Regions from separate parts of the Homo sapiens genome. Here all the other regions are linked to region 1. A link is a loop called in an ENCODE intact Hi-C map of the cell type or tissue named here. Cell type or tissue: Calu3. All regions are shown on one strand. Each heading gives the region's core, and the rest is flanking DNA. Links, peaks and the distances in the headings are about the cores only.

Region 1 (6,052 bases), core at 1,823-4,322:
TTATTATTTTTGAAGAAATAGTTACTTTTCTTAGAAGGTGCTATTTAGATGAACGCAATTGTTGCATTATTCTAACTTTAAAAACATTGATAAATATTTAAAACAATTTAAGTTTAAATTTCTAATATGGTAAATAGATATAGACATGACCCACATACACAGACTCTGGAGTCTTCAGTAATGATTAAGAGTATAAAGATCCTCAGATCAAAAAGACTGAAAATTACTCTTCTGGGCTAAGCATTCAGAAAATGTTTAGTACAAAGACATGAAAAGCATGGAGTAGACAAGGAGTCATTTGGTATGATTGAAATGCAGGTAGTATGGCATGAATTGATGTGAGATGAAGTAGGGAATGACGTGATGTTGAATGTCTTGGTCTGCCAAAATAAGCAGCTTAAAAAAAAAAACCATTTTATTTAGGTATAGTTTACACATCATACAATGCACCAAAAAGTGTACACTCAATCTTTTTTGGTATATTTCATTATAATTTTTAAAATTGGGGCAAATATACATGTATATCCACATATATAAAATAACATTTGAGATTTTACCCATTTTTAAGTGTACAATTCAGTGGCTTTTATTACATTTCCAGTATTTTGCAGCCATCAACACTATATTTCTAAAACTTTTTCATCACTTCAAATAGAAACTCTGTGTAAGGCAATATCTCCCCATTTCCCCCTTTCCCTGGCCCTTGGTAATGGATATTTTCTGTCTCTATGAATTTTCTAATTCTAGATATTTCATATAAGTGGAATCATCATGTATTTGTCCTTTGCGCCTGGCTTGTTTCACTTAGCATAGTGTTTTCAAGGTGCATCCATGATATAGCATATATTGGAACTTCATTCTTTTTATGGCTGAATAATATTTCACTGTATGTACATACCACATATTTTTATCCAGTCATTTGTTTAAGGACACTTGGGTTGTTTCTACAATTGGCTATTATGATTAATGCTGCAATGAACATTGGTGTACAAATATCCAAGATAAGATGATGAAAAAAACGAGAGTGTTGTAATGCTAATACATATATATGTATATATATATTCATATAATAGAGTATTAAAAGTAGGATTTATATTTCATGAGATCACTCAGTGTTATGTTTAGGTCTGATGAACTGTAAGGGTTGTGAGTGCCGTGTCTGAAGGCAAAGATGCCCTAGGAGGTTTTGTCATATTTTAGATCCTGTTTCAACCGTAGTAAATTAAACTGAAAACATTTTAATTAAAGTATACATACAATCAAATCACTCTAATTCTGTCATCCAAAATCAAAGCCAGTAGAATCCATGACACTTTACTGACTGTAGGGAAGTGTTGAAACATATGTAGGGAAGTGAAACATGATGGCCAAGAGTTTGAAACATCGGTCGAGCCCAGGGTTCAAATCACAGTTTGCTGTTTGTTTCCTCTGTACTTCTATGTGTTTATTTCCTTACCTACAAAATGGAAAATCAACCCATACATTTTCTATGAAAATTTTATGAGAAAGTGTATCTAAAGAATATATAAATAAGCATGATTTTAATATAAAATTATTGTACTGTATTTGTGACACATTTGTGGATCATTTAGGACAGTGGTCCTCAACCTTTTGAACAACAAGAACTGGTTTGATGGAAGATAATTTTTTCATGGACGAAGGCAGGGGATGGTTTTGGGATGAAACTGTTCCACCTCAGATCATCAGGTAATAGTTAGATTCTCAAAAGGAGCACACAATCTGGATCCCTCATAATAGGGTTTGCGCTCGTATGAAACTCTAATGCCATTGCTGATCTGACAGCAGGTGGAGCTCACATGATAATGCTGAGTCACCTGCTGCTCACCTCCTGCTATTCCTCCTGGCTCCTAACAAGCCATGGACCAGTACTCATCTGTGGTCCAGGGGTTGGCAACCTCTGATTGAGGACAATGATTTTTGTCTTAAATTATTTTTAGCATATGAATTAGAGTAGTTAGACAATCAGAAATAATTACAATAATTATAGATATAAAGTAGTGCATTAAGGTCTGACTAAAACTTAAAAAATATAATTAGTCTGTATTGATAGTTTATACGAATCTTTCTGAATATCCTCCCTACCACACCCCACCTCCTGCCAAGAAGTTGCCCTTTGCTTAACCATTGCAATCCTCTCTGAAAGCTTTTTAGGTGAATGTATAGTTTAACTTGCCAGACCAAAAAAGAAAACAGACAAAACAAATCAAAACTAAAACCCTCAAAACACCCAGTTATTGGCACATATAAATAAATATAAGTAAGATGTAAAATGTGTTTCCATCTAGGTATTCCATTTTATTAAATCTGAAAAACTATATGTTCTTTTGTTATATCTCTAACTTGTTACCCAAAATTATTTTCATGTTTTTAAGTATTCATGTTTTAAGTATTTAACTAGATTCATATTTTTAGGTGTTAAAAATATCAGAGAGTTCTAAATTTCACTATCAGATTCAGACTTTGATCCTTCATATAGCTGAATATAAGAAATGGATGGGATAAAGGCTTTCTTCTTTAACTTCCCAATTCACATAGAATGAACATTTTGGCCTCAGGTTTAAAAGATGACAATAGCCATAAAATACAATTCAATATTTATTAAGTGCTTACAGTGTGCCATAGATTATTAGGTATGAGCGAATAAGGATGAAAATGTCTTCCTTCTACCCTTTGGAAGTTCACAGTATAAAAAGAGGAAAATGCAGTAGTTCACTTTTCCTATGAAGAATCAAGATACCTGGTGAAGACACTGTTAAAAGTCTACACTTTTAGGCCATTTCTGACTTTAAAACCACAGTAACGATTTATAAAATATATTTAAAATGAAAATTAGAGATAGCTAATCTCAAAAAGCAAGATAGACTTTTCTTTGAGTGATAAACAGAACAGAAATACAAAGCAGAGAAAATGACTGAAACAGAATTCTGAGATTCCAGGCTACATAGATGCTACAGAGAGACAGCATCTAAAAAGAATTTACTTAATCCAAGGACTGGGGAATACTGCCCCACAGGGAAGCAAGCCTGAAATAAAGCTGTGCCATCTACTGTTAGGCCAATGACTTGTAGGAAGTGACTAACCCTAGAAGCTTAGAGGCCACAGAAACTGCCTTATGACCAGCTCTGATGCAAGTCCATTGCAAGTTATTGACTCTACAAGCTCTCATATGCTCTGTGGAGCAAAAACTCAAATGAATTATGAAAGAGAGGGCTGCAGTTTAAGACGCAGAGGCTCAATGAAGTCCACTCTAAAACCACCCAGTAGAGAGAAGTGAGTACTAAAAGAGAGGTTAAAAAATAACCCCTTTAGGATGCTCAAATTCAATTTCCACAACACATGGATTCTTAAGAAAGACAGCTTAAAAAACCCCACCAAGCAGAAGATGAATGAAAATGAAAATGATAGGAGAATCTGAAGAATATTTACTTGGGGTTCATCAAAGAAGCAAAGAAAAAAAAAGTATGAAAAGAACAAGAAATAGGGACATCCAGGAGGCCAAATATACATATGTAAGAAAAAAATTTGTTAAAATTAAAACAATTGAATATCTTGGAAATAAAAAAATATGATCACTATAATTAAAATTAAAAAGTAATCTTTATTGATAAAATAAAAATTATATTGTACTAGTGAAAGTGATAATGCATAAATAAGATGCTAATTCATTAATAAGAAATTAATTAATGTTAGAGGCAGTAAGATACAAAAAACATGAGAACACTTGTGAAACTTGGAGGATAAACTAATAGATTTAATAGTCTTTTAGCTAATAAATGTTGACAAATGGCAAAGAAGAGACAGATGATAGAAAAGTAATACTCAAAGTGATAATGACACAGAGTTTACTAGAAATGAAGAAAGAAATGTCTCTAGATGGGAAATTTGCTGTAAGCGTTAAGAATAATTAAATTAAGTCAGCAATTGAAGTAAAACTGCAGAAGATCATGAAAAAGGGAAAATCTTAAGATGCTACCAGAAGTAGTAGACACTATCTGCAGAAGGAAGACAATGGTATTTAAACAGACTTCTCATCAGCAACAAGAGTAAAATCTTCAGACTACTAAGGAAATACATAATTCTATAACTGAATTATTAAAGATGGAGGGAAATAACATTTGTTTTAGGAATATAAAGTCAGTAACAATATATCTATGTATTCCCACTAATTAAAAAAATATAAAGTAATGGCGTAAGGAACTTAACAGCTTCAAACTTAAACTAGTGTCCTTAAATGCCTGTAATCTAAGTTAACAAATTTCACATTTTACACTGTAGCTAAGTATATATGTTTCTGTTTTACCAAAGAATATGCTTATTTAGTGGGATGCATTCTGATGTTTTGTTTTAACTAAACATAGCATATTTTTTAAAAAAAGCAAATATTGCTTAATATAAATTCAAATGGTGTCCCTACATCCAATGACTAATCGAGAAATGTGATTAGGCCTGGAGCGGTGGCTCATGCCTGTAATCCCGGCACTCTGGGGAGCTGAGGTGGGTGGATCACTTGAGGCCAGGAGTTCGAGACTAGCCTGGCCAAAATGGCAAAACCCTGTCTTTACTAAAAATACAAAAATTAGCTGGGCATGTTGTCGTATGCCTGCAATTCCAGCTACTCAGGAGGCTGAGATATGAGAATCAGTTGAACCTAGGAGGCAGAGGTTGCAGTGAGCCAAGATTGCACCACCATACTCCAGCCTGGGTGACAGAGTGTGACTCTCCACGCCCCCCCGCCACCCACCCCAAAAAAAGTAATGTGATCTTAAAAAAGCTATTCTTAAGCTAGTAATAACAACAAAGTATTCACAAAACATTAACATAGAAAATTTTAAAATGTTTATGAAGGACATAAAAGATAATCTTAAAGGGGGAGAGTGTTACTTTCATGATGCAAAAAGTCAATTTCCATAGCCATGGAAAATTATCCCAAATTATCTGTAAATTTAATGCAATTCAAAATGCCAAAATGTCTCAGTGTGGTGGCACACACCTGTTGTTCTAGATCCTTCGAAGGCTGAGGTGGGAGGATCTCTTGAGTCCAGGGTTTTGAGGCCATAGTGAGCTATGATTGCACCACTGCACTCTAGCCTGGGTGACAGAGTGAGACCCTGTTTCTAAAAACAAACAAAAAGCAGCCAAAATGATATTTTAATGAAACTGCACATGTTGATAGTAGAATTCACATAGAAGAGCAAAATATCACCAATTGCCAAGGCAATTTTAAAGAAATATAAATTTGTAGTCTCTCCTTGACACAATTGTCTTTATTATTAAAAAGTGAAAGTAATTAACACAATATGATATTACCAATAAAAAACAATTAAATGAAAAAGAACAGAGGGCTCAGAGGCAGATCCATATTTATATATAACTTTTATGTAAATTGATTATACATTGCCTAGTTAGCATTACAAATAAATTGAAAAATAATGAATTTAATGAATTATACTAGAACAATTTATATGCAAAAAATGAAACAAAATGTTATCTCCAACTCAAACTATATTCAAAAATTCAAGTATTTTAATGGTGCAAATATGATGAGCTTTTTAATATCAAAGAATACAGAATATCTTTATAAACTCAGGGTAAGAACAGATTTCACAAATGATACACAAAAATCAGGAAGTATAAGTTTAGTATATTTTATCTCATTGAAATTAAAAACTCTTTGCAGCAGAAGCTATGTAGAAATTTAAAAGACAAAACAAAACACTAGTGGTGTATAGTTGCAATCCTTAAAACCAACAAAGGATTACAACTGAAGTTTATAACATACCATTACAGAGATGAAGATAAATATGGACAAGTTATGCTAGGGGACAGAAAAGGAAATATAATCATACTAAAGTATAGTCAATCTCTCCAACTATTAAGAAAATTTATAATGAAACAGTGAGATTTTTCCACCCATAATTTGTGAAAAGTTTTTAAAAGTTTTGTAATGAGAAAAAACCAGACTTTCACACACAATTGATGAAAATTACAATTTTGTACAACTACTCTGAAGAGCTATTTGTAACATTTTGAA
Region 2 (6,052 bases), core at 1,259-3,758, 170 kb before region 1:
ACATGGGAGTTTCTATACATATGGTTTCTATATCTACTGCTTACATAGGTGAGCAATAACTTTAATTTTTTTCTTCTACTCTTGACTTCTTTCACCTTATAAGCTAAAAAGCATGAGGACATTATAGAAAAAAGTATATAGATTAGTCATTTTTGCATTTAATAATGATTTAGTAGATATATTGAATTTGATTAAATTTAAATAAGGCAAGAAGTTATTATTCTGACCAGCAATGTGCCACTAGTATAATGAAAAAATACGCTTCTCTAGAATTTCCTTCAACAGAGGAATGCTTAGCTGTAAGCAAACACTGTAGATGACAAGCACTTATAAGATATGAATGGTTTTGATTATTTCAAGTGCAAAATTATTTACACAACTGTATTTTTGTCCCTCAGATTGTTTGGCATTTTGTAGTAATAATAATTTGTATGTTCAGTGCAATCTAAATGAACTGGACCATGAAAAATGGCCTTCATCTATGTATTGCATCATCTATGTATTGCATCATTCCTCCTCACCCAAAATAGGATCAATGTCCTTCTCCTTCATTTACTAACTGCACTGTCTAATTCGCCTGCATTGGCATGACCCTTAGTAAATTCATAGAACAGGAAGAACCACGATACTCTCAAGCTTTCCTGATATTTATGCATATATAGGAAAGAAACGAGACATTCATTGTCATTTTTTGGTGGGGGGAGGCATCCTTGACATCTTTCCTTAACTCAAAATATGATTTATATATGATTTTTCCTCTTTACATAAAATAAGCAAGATTTTACTATGTGGATGTAATTTAACATATTTTCCCAGGATTCAGGGCAAATATTCTAGTCTTTAAATACATTTAGAGAATATCACCTATGAAAAGAACTTGCTATTTCCTAAATGAAATTCAGTCAGTTTGCAATTTTGAGAGTGATCAGAGAACATTCTACCTTTCCCCATTATAAGGATCACTGAGCATATAATAATCATTATCTGTCCTGTTTATCTGCTTCAGTGAAGTAACACTTCCACTGCTAGGGAAAAAAGATGCAGGAACATATCGACTATTTTATTACCGAGGATAGAATTAAAATGAAAATGGTGACAAAGGCTCAGCATTAACACAAATACAATAATAATAGCCCGTATTCTGGTGAATAATAACATGATGTTCATGAAACAAATAATAAATTTAAAAAATACATGACATTCAGTACTATAAAATTGAAATATATCTTTCACAAATTAAAGAAATAAAGGTTACAAATACTATTTGCCATTATCTAATCCTCCAAGTAGGAAATTAATAAAAGTTTCAGCACCAGTTTTCTTACAAGTAAGCATTCATTATGCACACAAAGTTCCAAATTGGTTATTGGATATTTAAGCAGAATATTTTAGAAATATATTTTAGATCTCTTTGGTTTTTAATGTTGTTGTTATATGGGATTAGGAAGAAACAAACCACAGCTTAAACATATGCAATATGAAGGAGCAGTAGTGGGTATTTTAAATATTAATTAGAAAAATTTACAGCATGAGGGAGCCAAGCTTAGAATTAATGGCATGGCCTGGGTTCAAATCCTAAACATATGATTTATTAATTGCGTGATGTACCCTTCATCATTAGCATAGTTTTATTTCAGATTCATGAGTCTCAGCTATTAATGTGTTATTGGACATTATTGGCAAGTTATTTAACTTCTCTGTATCTGCTTTTTCAAACTGGAGATAATGTATCTAAATCATAGGATCTTGTAAACGTTGAGTTTAATCACCATTTAACACAATGTAGGTTTTTCTTTAAGTTAAAAATATATAATTCACGAAGCCATCTAATCTAACTATATTTTTATCAGTAAAATACAACTATTAATTAAGTTTCAGGTATATTAAAAAATAATAGCAACAATAACACTCATTTACAATAAACACTTTTTGGGTCATGTGTTAGTTTTTCTTTGGATAATGAGATCTGGGATTATATAATGAAGCATTAAATAAAAATGGTTTTGTGATTATGACTTTGTAATATAAATGTGCACTTATATCATTTTTATTAGTACTTTACAGTTGTTAGTCTCAATGTGTGCAAAGACTTGCAGGAACAATTCTCCATCTAAGACTCCTTCTCACACATACCAATTATAAATTCTTATACTAGCTCAAATTTTACCTCCTCTACATTCATAGTTAACACCATAAGGACTCAGCATTTAAAGCTTGTATGGTTATTTATTTATTTATTCATTAATCATTTCCTAACTCTGTCTTACCTACTCGCCTAGATTATAAAATATTTAAGGAACAGTGTTTCATTTATTTCTTTGTGTCAACTATAGAGTCTAGCTAAGTCCTTGATAACAATATCGATAATTATAATAGCAGCTAACTTGATTATCATTGCATTTCCGTGAGAAAAATTGTTAGCCATCCAGTTTCACAGATGAGGAACCTAAGACAGAGAAATACTAAGTAAATTGCTCAAGGTCTAACAGCCAGGGGATAATCGTTCTGTTATCTGAACAGAAGTCTGAAGCCAAGCTTTTGTTTTACTCACTGCATTCTGCAAGCAGAAGACATTAAATGCACATATATTCCTCTTGGAATTGTTGCATCATATCACCAGATGGCAGTAGAGAGTCATGTTTTCTTGACATTCTCCTTGGACAAACTTCCTTACCTTCCTGGAGTTTATAGTCTAAGAGGAGGAACAGACTAAATTAACAATTAGGATAGATACAATCATTGTTATGATAGATGGATTTTGAATGTAAGAGTATAGTAAATGAAATTTAAAAGTAGCAGGGTGTGGTACTAAAAACGAAACAAACCTTGGGATTAGCTAAGTTTAATTCTTCCCTCATGTCAGTCACTAGCCATGTTACCTGAGGCAAATTACTAACTTGGAGGGGTTGCATTTTCACATTTGCAGATCGAAGCAGCAAGTGAGGAAAGAATAAATCAGAGACAAGATTGGGCAGGGGTCAGATCATGCTCACACTCAAATAATATCCCCACAAAGAAATACACAGTTTTTTCCTCTGGGATAAATGGTTCCAATGATGTTAAACATAAGTGTGCATTAAAATTAATGGAGGGCTTATTAAAACACATATTGGGGGGCGTTACCCAGAGATTCTGATTCAGTAGGTCTTAGGTGGGGTTTGACATTTTGCATCTTTAACAAATTCCCAGGGGATATGATGCTGCCTTCAGAACCATTCCTCTAAGAAAAGGAGAGAAACAATTTTTTAAAAAATGGTCAAAGGAGTAAAAAGAACAGATTTGCATGATAGAAATTTGTAAAGGATTGATTGGAGAGACAGGATTGAAGTGTATATGTGTGTGTATGTATGTATAGAATATATATGTGTGTGTGTGTAACACATATATATATATACACACACACAGACACACAGAGATAGAGAGATTGATTTTAGAAAGTAACTCATATGCTTATGGAGGCCAAGAAGTTCCACAACCTACTGTAGGCAAACAGGAGAACCAGGAAAACCAGTGGTGTAACTCAATCCAAATCTGAAGGCCTAAAAACCAGGAAGGGTAGGTGGATAATGGCATAAGTCCAGGTCCAGGAGTTCACAGGCCCAGGAACCAGGAGTGCCAATTATGGAGTGTAGGATAAGATATATGTCGTAGCTCAAACAGGAAACAAACTTGCCTTTCCTCTACCTTTTTATTCTATTTCGGCCTTCAACAGATTGGATGATGCTTCCCTGTAATGGCAAGGGCAGGAAACTTCTAACCCAGTATACTAATTCATATACTCATCTCTTCCAGAAACACACCCAGAAATAACATTTTACCAGCTATCTAGACATTCTCTAGACTAGTCAAATTTACATATAAAGATAACCATTACAGGAAGCTACTTCAGTAGATCAGGAGGTGGCTGATGCCAAAATCTGGGAGATGCTTGTAGGTGAAATGGTCTCTGATGAGATATACTTAGAGTTGAAATCATTAAAAAGTGGTGATAGAGATTTGAGTGGGAAACCTGGGGAAAGGAGGAAGAATATGGGATGGCTTTAAGAGAGAGGGTCAGCAAATGTATTCTGTGAAAGGCCAAATAATAATAATGAATATTTGAGGACTTGTGGGCCATGTGTTCTCTGTTGCAGTTACTCTGCTGCAGTTGTAATGTGAAAGCAGTCATATGGGAAATGAATAAGTGTGGCTGTGTGCCAATAAAACTTAATTTCTGGACACTGAAATTTGAATTTCATACAAGTTTTATGTGCCATGAAATAGTATTCTTCATTTGGTTTTTTTTTCCAACCGTACAAACAAGTTGCTCACCGGCCAGTATTAGCCTTTAGGCCATCATTTGCAGACACTTCACTTAAAGGATTATCTGAAAAATTAAACTTTGAAATGTGCTGAATTTGAGATACTTCTGGGATACAGTTGAATATTTAAGGCTAAAAAGGAAGGAAGCTTTGGTCTAAAACTAGAACTTTCATAGTTATTCAATTGTAGATTGAAGGCAAAATGTAGATAAGATTTCTTAAGAGTATTACAGAAAATGAAAAAGGGCAATGATAGAGCCTTGGAAACTGCAACACTAAAAAGGAAGGCAAAGAAGAATGCTCAGAAAAAGGGCACCAACAGATTTCAGGACAAAAAGAGAAAGCGTGTGCATGCGCACACACACACACAAAAGGAACAGTTTCAAGCTAACACTAGCCAACAGTATTTGCTTTTGTAGAAAAGCCAATAAAAATAAAGACATAAATGCATTCATTGGATTTGGCAACCTGGAAAAAGGTCAGTGATAATTTTAGTGAGAGCAATTTCAGTGGGTTTGTTTGCATATGTCCTCGTGATCCTAAATAGGTCTGACATTAGCTATTAGTATAACTTTCAACTCTTTTTACTACAAAATATAATTTACTAAATAGAACTAGATTGTTCAGTCAAACAGTAAATTCCAAAAAAAATACCTTCATAGCAATCAGCTTAGTCTAGAGCCAGATTGCTTGGGTTCAAATTCCAAATTTGTCAAATCCTGACTTCTTGTGCATTAGTATTAGTTTGTTTCTCTACATTAGTATTTGTTTGTTTGCTTGTTTGTAAATCTGTAAAATGGAATTGTTATAAAGATTAAATACATCAGTCTTTCTCTTTGTTTTTTGAGATGGAATCTCACTCTGTCTCTCAGGCTGGAGTGCAGTGGCACGATCTTGGCTCACTGCAACCTCCGCCTCCCAGGTTCAAGCGATTCTCCAGCCTCTGCCTCCCAAGTAGCTTGGATTACAGTCACGTGCCACCTTGTCCAGCTAATTTTTGTAATTTTAGTAGAGATGAGGTTTCCCCATGTTGGCTAGGCTGATATTGATCTCCTGACCTCAGGTGATCTGCCCTCCTCGGCTTCCCAAAGTTCTGGGATTACAGGCGTGAGCCACTGCGCCCGGCCACATTAGTCTCTTTTAGGCAGTTAGAAGATACCTGGCAAGTACTAAGCACTTTAAAAGTGTTTGTTAAATAACTTAAATAGATAAATTAGATAAATTAGATAGATAGATAGATAGATAGATAGATAGATAGATAGATAGATAGATAGATGCACAATTCTCTTACTTCGTTTTACACATTGCCGCCAAACTCTCCTCCCCCACCCTGTAAGGGAGTTGTCTGTAACCATGGAGAAAGTGAAATCTAACTCTTCTTTTGTATGCTTCTTCTCTACCACCCATCTACCATGTCATTTTTCTCTGTGTCCTCACTCAGCCCAAAGGTGTTTTCTTCATCACCACTCCAGGTGCAGGGTTAAATTTTCTCATAAACCCAGCAAGAATCTACCACCCTGGGTTTTTCTGTTTTCTTTTGTGTTTCTTTCCTTAGCTGCTCTAATTGGAATTAAAAAAAAAAAATCTTTCAAGAATGTGATTGTTATTTTAATTACAGAGTGCTGCAAACCCTTTATCTGTTAGATTTTCACCAATTATGTTTTTCTCTTTTTGTAGAAACTTATTTTTCATGTAAACAGAACTTGGTTTAAAGGGGTCTTAAATGTTTGTTGATAAAAATAGTACTATTT
Region 3 (6,052 bases), core at 1,583-4,082, 110 kb after region 1:
GCTTTCCAGAATGACTGTACCATTTTACATTCCCACTTACAGTTTATGAGTTATTTATATATTCTAGATGATACTTTTTTGTTGGCTATGTGGTTTGTAAATATTTTCCCCCACTTTGTAGTTTGTTTTTCCATTCTTTTCACATGAGATTTATGCTGAGCAAAATTTATTTTGATTATTTTTAATTTATATTTCTTTGTCATGGTTCATGCTTTTGATGCTAAGACTAAGAATTCTTTGCCTAGCCTTAGATTCCAAAGATTTTATTCTATTTTTTCTAAAAATGTTATAGTTTCACATTTCACATTTACATTCGTAATTCATTTTGAACTTATTTTTGCATTTGGTCAGAAACTTAGGTCAAGGTCCACTTTTTTGCCTATGGATGTCCATCTTTTTTTTTTTTTTTTCTTTGAGACGGAGTCTCGTTCTGTTGCCCAGGCTGGATGGAGTGCGTGGTGCAGTCTCGGCTCACTGCAACCTCTGCCTCCTGGGTTCAAGAGATTCTCCTGCCTCAGCCTCCCGAGTTAGCTGGGACTACAGGCGTGTGCCACCACACCCGGCTGATTTTTTGTATTTTTAGGAGAGACAGGGTTTCACCGTGTTAGCCAGGCTGATCTCCTGACCTCGTGATCCACCCGCCTTGGCCTCCCAAAGTGCTGGGATTACAGGCACGAGCCAATGCACCCAGCTGGATGTCCATCTTTTCTCTAATTGCTTGTATACTTTTTTCAAAAATCATTTGGGCATAATTGTAGGTGTCTATATTGGGGTTCCCTGTTCTTTTCCATTTATTTAATGAGTTTGCCACTCTGTCAATAACACACAGCCTTGATTTTCAAAGTTATTTTAGTTATTTTATTTTCTTTGCCATTTTGCATAAGTTTTAGAATAATCTATCCACATCTACAAAATGTCTTTCATATATCTATAGTGTCGTCAGGTATATTCTCTGTCTAACTTTTTTAGCAGTTGCTTTAGGTACTGCAGTATATATTCATTACTTATCAGTCTACAAGCATCACCATTTACCCAGTAAAGCGAAGCATAGAAACTTTACATCCCTTTATGTTTCTTTAGCCTCCCCTGTTTGTAATATAATTATCTTCAAGATTTACTCTGCACACAACAGTGTTAGATTTTTTTTGCTTCAACCATCAAACAACTTAGAAAACTCAGTATAAGGAAAGCCTACTTTTATGTACCCGTATTTTTGCTCACAGTGTTCTTTCTTTTTTCTTGATGTTCACAGGCTTCTTCTTTAATTGCTTACTTCCCTATTGCTTTCGAAAATTCCTTTTGTCCATTCTTTGCCATCTGTTGTGGCATATTATCTTAATTTCCTTTCATCTGAGACTGTTTTGATGTTCTCTTTATTTCTGATATTTTCACTTGGCATAGGTCACTGGGTTGACAGTTTTCATTTCATATTTGAGAAATATTGGGCCACTTCTTTCTGTTCTCTGTGATTTCTGATGAGATATCTATTATTATTAAAATTGTTTTCTTCTATGTAACATGTCATTTCCCCCTCGCTGCTATTAAGATTTGCTTCTTGTCTCTAGTTTTCAGAAGTTTATTTTTATTTTTAATCAGCAAATAATAATTGTGTATATCTCAGGAGTACAAGGTGATGTTTTGATATATGTATGTATTGTGGAATGATTCTTCAGGCTAATTAACATGTTAATCATAACACCCATGTACTTACTAATTTTTGTGCTATTTATCTCCAAAGTTAATTTCTCGTGTCTAACTGGAAATTTGTATCCTTTGACCAACATCTTATTCCCCATCCCATCTTCACTCCAGCCTTTGGTAGCTACTATTCTACTCTCTACTAATAAGAGTCTGACTTTTTAGATACCACGTGTGAGCTCATGAAGTATTTGTCTTTCTGTGTCTGGCTCATTTCATTTAGCATAATGTACTCCAAGTTCACCCATGTTGTCACAAATCACAATTTCAGAAGTTAAATTATGATGCGTCTTGGGTTTATAGTCTCTGAGCTTTAGTCTGCTTCTCGAATCTGTAGGTATATGTCTCTTGCCAGATTGGTGGTTTTCAGCCTTGACATTTTTCAAGTCCTTTTTAGCCCCACGCTTTCTCCTCTCCTTGTAGGACTCTTTGACATGAATGTTAGGTCTTTTACTATAGTCTCACAGGTCACTGGAGCTTCGTTCAGTTTTCTTTCTTTCTGCTTTTTCTTTGTTGTTGTGACTGGCTATTTTCTATTATTCTACTTTTTAGTTTACTGACACATCTTCCATTTCCTCCATTCTGCTGTTGAGTTTATTCACTGAACTTTTTATTTAAGTTATTTTACGTTCAGTTCTAAAATTTCCATTTTGTTCCGGTTTCTTTCTTCTATTTTTTTTACTGAGATTTTCCATTTCTTTCCTAAAGCCTTTATTTTTAAAAAAATTTTATTATAGCTACTTTTAAATCTTTTTCAGATAATTTTTACACCCCTGTCATCTTGGTGTTGGCATCTATTAGTTGTGATTTTTTCAGTCTCTTTGAAATCTTCCTAGTTCTCGGTATGATGAGTAATTTTGTTTGAACTTGAACATGTTCTACTGCATGTATCTCCGTATTTTCAACCCTTCTGTTTTTAACTGTCTTTCCCTGACATCGGTCTAGGAGGGGAAAGTGAGGGGTGCTACCCTATCGGAGTAGCAGGTCCCCCATTCAGCATTCATTGGCACCAGAGATGAAATTGGGACTCCTCTGTGCTACTGGATGAAGAGTGGGAGTTCAGGCTACCTAGATGGCCTCTACAGTGTCACCTAGAGGATGATGGTGGAAGTCCTGACCCTCCAGTGAGCTGCTTCTGACACCACCTCAGCAGAGAAGGGGTGGACACTTCATTACCATCAGGGGTGTGTGGAAGCCCAGGATCCCCACTTGGCCTTTGCTGGTGTGGGTGTGTCACAGCCTTTTTCCTGTGGTGGCTGGCTATAGTAAAGTTTTCTGCTGTGCTTGCTAGGTTGTTTCTTTCCTGGTCTTTTAGCTAGAGAGAGCAGATTATTATTTTTATTTTTTCTGTGTATGTTGCCATTTCTGGGTTGCCAGCTTATACGATTTGAGTCTGAGATATATGAGACAAAATGACACTTAGGAAACACACTTCCATGGAATTTCTTGGTCCCAAGATACCCAGCTGGGTTGCTTTTTCTCTCTACTTTTATAGTCACCTTATGTTTGTTTTATGTATAATTTCTAGAGTTTTAAGTTGTACATAAGGATCAAGAAATGTCTGTCTAGTCCATTTTTCTAGGAGCATAAGTTAGTGTGCTCATAGATTTTTAGACATTCAGAATAGAAAAAAAGGGAAACATCTATTTGAGTTTTTTTAAAGACACTTTTAAAGATCTAAGCTGATTTATGTTCTATAAGTCTGTAAAACAAGGCCCTTGCATTGCCAATGAATTTAAACAGGAATAAGACTTATTAAAGACTTATTAAACACACATGATATGGCATGAGCTGCAGGCCAAAGACATTGAAATCACTGATTTTCCACCTAAGGGAAATAAAGATTATGAAAATAAAGATGGTTGATTGTGTTGTCTAAATTTTATTGTCTTTAATGATAATGTGTAGATGTGATCACAGAGTATATAATAAAGTTTATATGAATATATGACATTGCCAAATATAGGTGTCTAAGTGAGAATAAGAAATAAGTGAAAAGAAAACTAAAATTAGTGTTAGATAACATTGTTTCAGTGTTGGACTGGTTCAAAAAAACTGTGTGATCTTGAGCAATTATTTTAATCTTTTTGAATCTCAGATTTGACATTTTGGGCTAGACTTAAAATTATTTTCCAACTCTAAGATCAGCCATTTGATATATATTTTATAACACATTCATATACATAAGAAGATGGTGCCACATCTTGAATATTTTAGACATGGAGGCAGTCTTGGTAGTAAAATAGAACATACTGCTTTTCAGGAAGCAGTATGATGTGGGAGAAATTAATAAACTTAGATTGTTTAGACATGAATTTGAAACTTAGATATAAGACCTGTTGTTTAGTAAGCCGAGGACATTTCTTAATCCTTCTACACCTTAATTTCTGCTGTAGAATATGACTAATAGTTTATGCCTCATAGGATGCATTTTGAGGAGTTAAAACGTTAATTCTTGTAAATCCCCCCTTGAATTATGAAATTTAAAAAATAAACCAAGTTTAAAATTGTGTAACTACATTCACTACACACATACACATTTGTATAAACATGAATGATAACTATATAATTAATCATAAGTTGCCTCATTTCCTCTTTTGTAGGAATAATAACATCTAAAGAAAGGCAATTTGTTTTTCATCTTTGTATCTCCAAAAGCAATATACCCAAAGTCTGATGCATTGCTATGTTCAGCAAAATTCACTGAAGAAATGAGTATACGAGTAAATAAACTAAAAGACAAATTATAAAAAGGATGCTCTGAATAAAATGAAAAAAACAAAGAGCTTAAAAAAAAGAAAAGGCCAAAATCAAAATTTTGCTATTTTGAAGGCCTCAGCTATCCAGGGTAACTGATATTCCTATCCAGTAAGATAGGAATGATATTGCAGTAGGCTTAATAGTGTTTATTTCTTACACAATTCCTTTGATTTAAGTCCACATACATTTCAGTGATGGTTCAGCTTGGTTAGTCTTGCAAATTAAAGTATTACTGAAGCCAGACTGTCTGAAAAGAGATGTGTTCTTACAGAAGAATAATGGTCAGTATCTAGGGCAACTAGTGTATTCATCCAGAAAATAACTGGTGTCCCTTCAGCATGAGATACTGATACTGATGGATTGATTTAACATTTCCTAGAAACTTTCAATTTTTAGGCATCAGATAGAATTTATCAAAAGGCCAGCAGCCACCTCTCCTACCTGCCTCATTGTATAAATTCATCTACAAAGATTAAAATAACAGATAGCTAACAAAAGCCATTCTGCTCATATATATATATATATATATATGAGCACATTTCTTCCAAATTAACTTTGCTTACAAACTGAACAGAGGGAGAAGCATACAAATAAGCTTAAAAATATTTCCTTTGGTGAAATAATTGAGCAGATAAAAGGAAAAGTAGTTTTAAAAGTTTCATGTTTGAATTCATAAAATTCTCAAATAACTTATATTAATTTTTCTCTTCTCTGAATTTCTTATTTTTTGTATTGTTCTTGAGCAGGTTATAATGTGTTTTTTGTAAGTTTTACACATAAGAAAACTAACATGAATTTATTTGAGCTTGAGGCAATATTTCCCTGTGTTTGACTCTCTGAGAACATTTAAAATGATAAAAAAGATTAAAACTAATTATTATTTTAACCATTTAAATATTATTTAAACTAGTTTACAATAAAAACTCAGGTATTGTATGACTACAGCTAAATAACTCAAGCATGTGCTTTTTCTGAACTTCCTAGCAACCAAGACATTATGGGAAGACTGTTAAGTTATACAGTGCTTTGATTTGATAGAAGAGAACAAAACTGTTTAGCAGAAAAGTCATTTTTTTATAGTCCTTTGATTTAAAATGTTATTATAACAAGATCTTTTATTTACACAGGAATTTTGAGAATATAAAAAAATAAAAATCAAGATGCTAAATTATTTCTAGCAGCACATAATAATAAATAAGTCATCAAAAGGAATATGGTTGACCATTAATATATAAAATACATTTAATAATGTACAATTACATTGTTAAATTACTAAAAGAAGCTAACATTTAAAACTAAAGTCAGTAAGATACATGACCTTAATTATTGCATAATTATGAAATGTTAAGAAATAAAAACAGAGAAAATATAAATAATATAAGTAAAGACGTATCTTAGAGGGAAGAAAAACTAAATAGTTTTACACATATTAAAGGAGAAACTGGCTGGGCACAGTGGCTCACGCCTGTAATACCAGCAGTTTGGGAGGTCAAGGCAAGTGGATCACTTGAAGCCAAGCGTTCAAGACAAGCCTGGCCAGCGTGGTGAAACCCCATCTATACTAAAAATATAAAAAGTTAGCTGGATGTGGTGG

Evidence for each region. Hi-C counts contacts between places; a loop is a spot of excess contacts. Peaks named below come from ENCODE experiments on the same cell type or tissue, not always from the same donor. Only the 100,000 strongest peaks of a DNase experiment are listed, where the experiment ranks them.
Region 2: it touches region 1 in a loop (2.9-fold over the local background); 3 of 110 quality-filtered maps call a loop at or near these places.
Region 3: a loop joins it to region 1, with 2.4 times the contacts of the local background. A loop is called at or near these places in 3 of 110 quality-filtered maps.

The regions. Positions count from the first base shown.
Region 1 is chr2:140,692,420-140,698,471 of GRCh38, reverse strand. All of the region lies in intron 41 of LRP1B (LDL receptor related protein 1B), which reads left to right. Among named protein-coding and RNA genes, the nearest start is that of MIR7157, 110 kb to the right of the region's middle. In Calu3, for the core only: no CTCF peak of the experiment used is centred there; a DNase peak (open chromatin) is centred at 3,081.
Region 2 is chr2:140,860,501-140,866,552 of GRCh38, reverse strand. The region is part of intron 27 of LRP1B (LDL receptor related protein 1B); the gene reads left to right. Among named protein-coding and RNA genes, the nearest start is that of MIR7157, 280 kb to the right of the region's middle. In Calu3, for the core only: a CTCF peak has its summit at 2,609 (motif pointing right); no DNase peak of the experiment used is centred there.
Region 3 is chr2:140,583,325-140,589,376 of GRCh38, reverse strand. All of the region lies in intron 43 of LRP1B (LDL receptor related protein 1B), which reads left to right. MIR7157 (microRNA 7157) reads left to right here and starts at 2,692; the gene lies at 2,692-2,751. RefSeq lists a silencer at 2,864-2,913. In Calu3, for the core only: a CTCF peak has its summit at 2,770 (motif pointing left); a DNase peak (open chromatin) is centred at 2,796.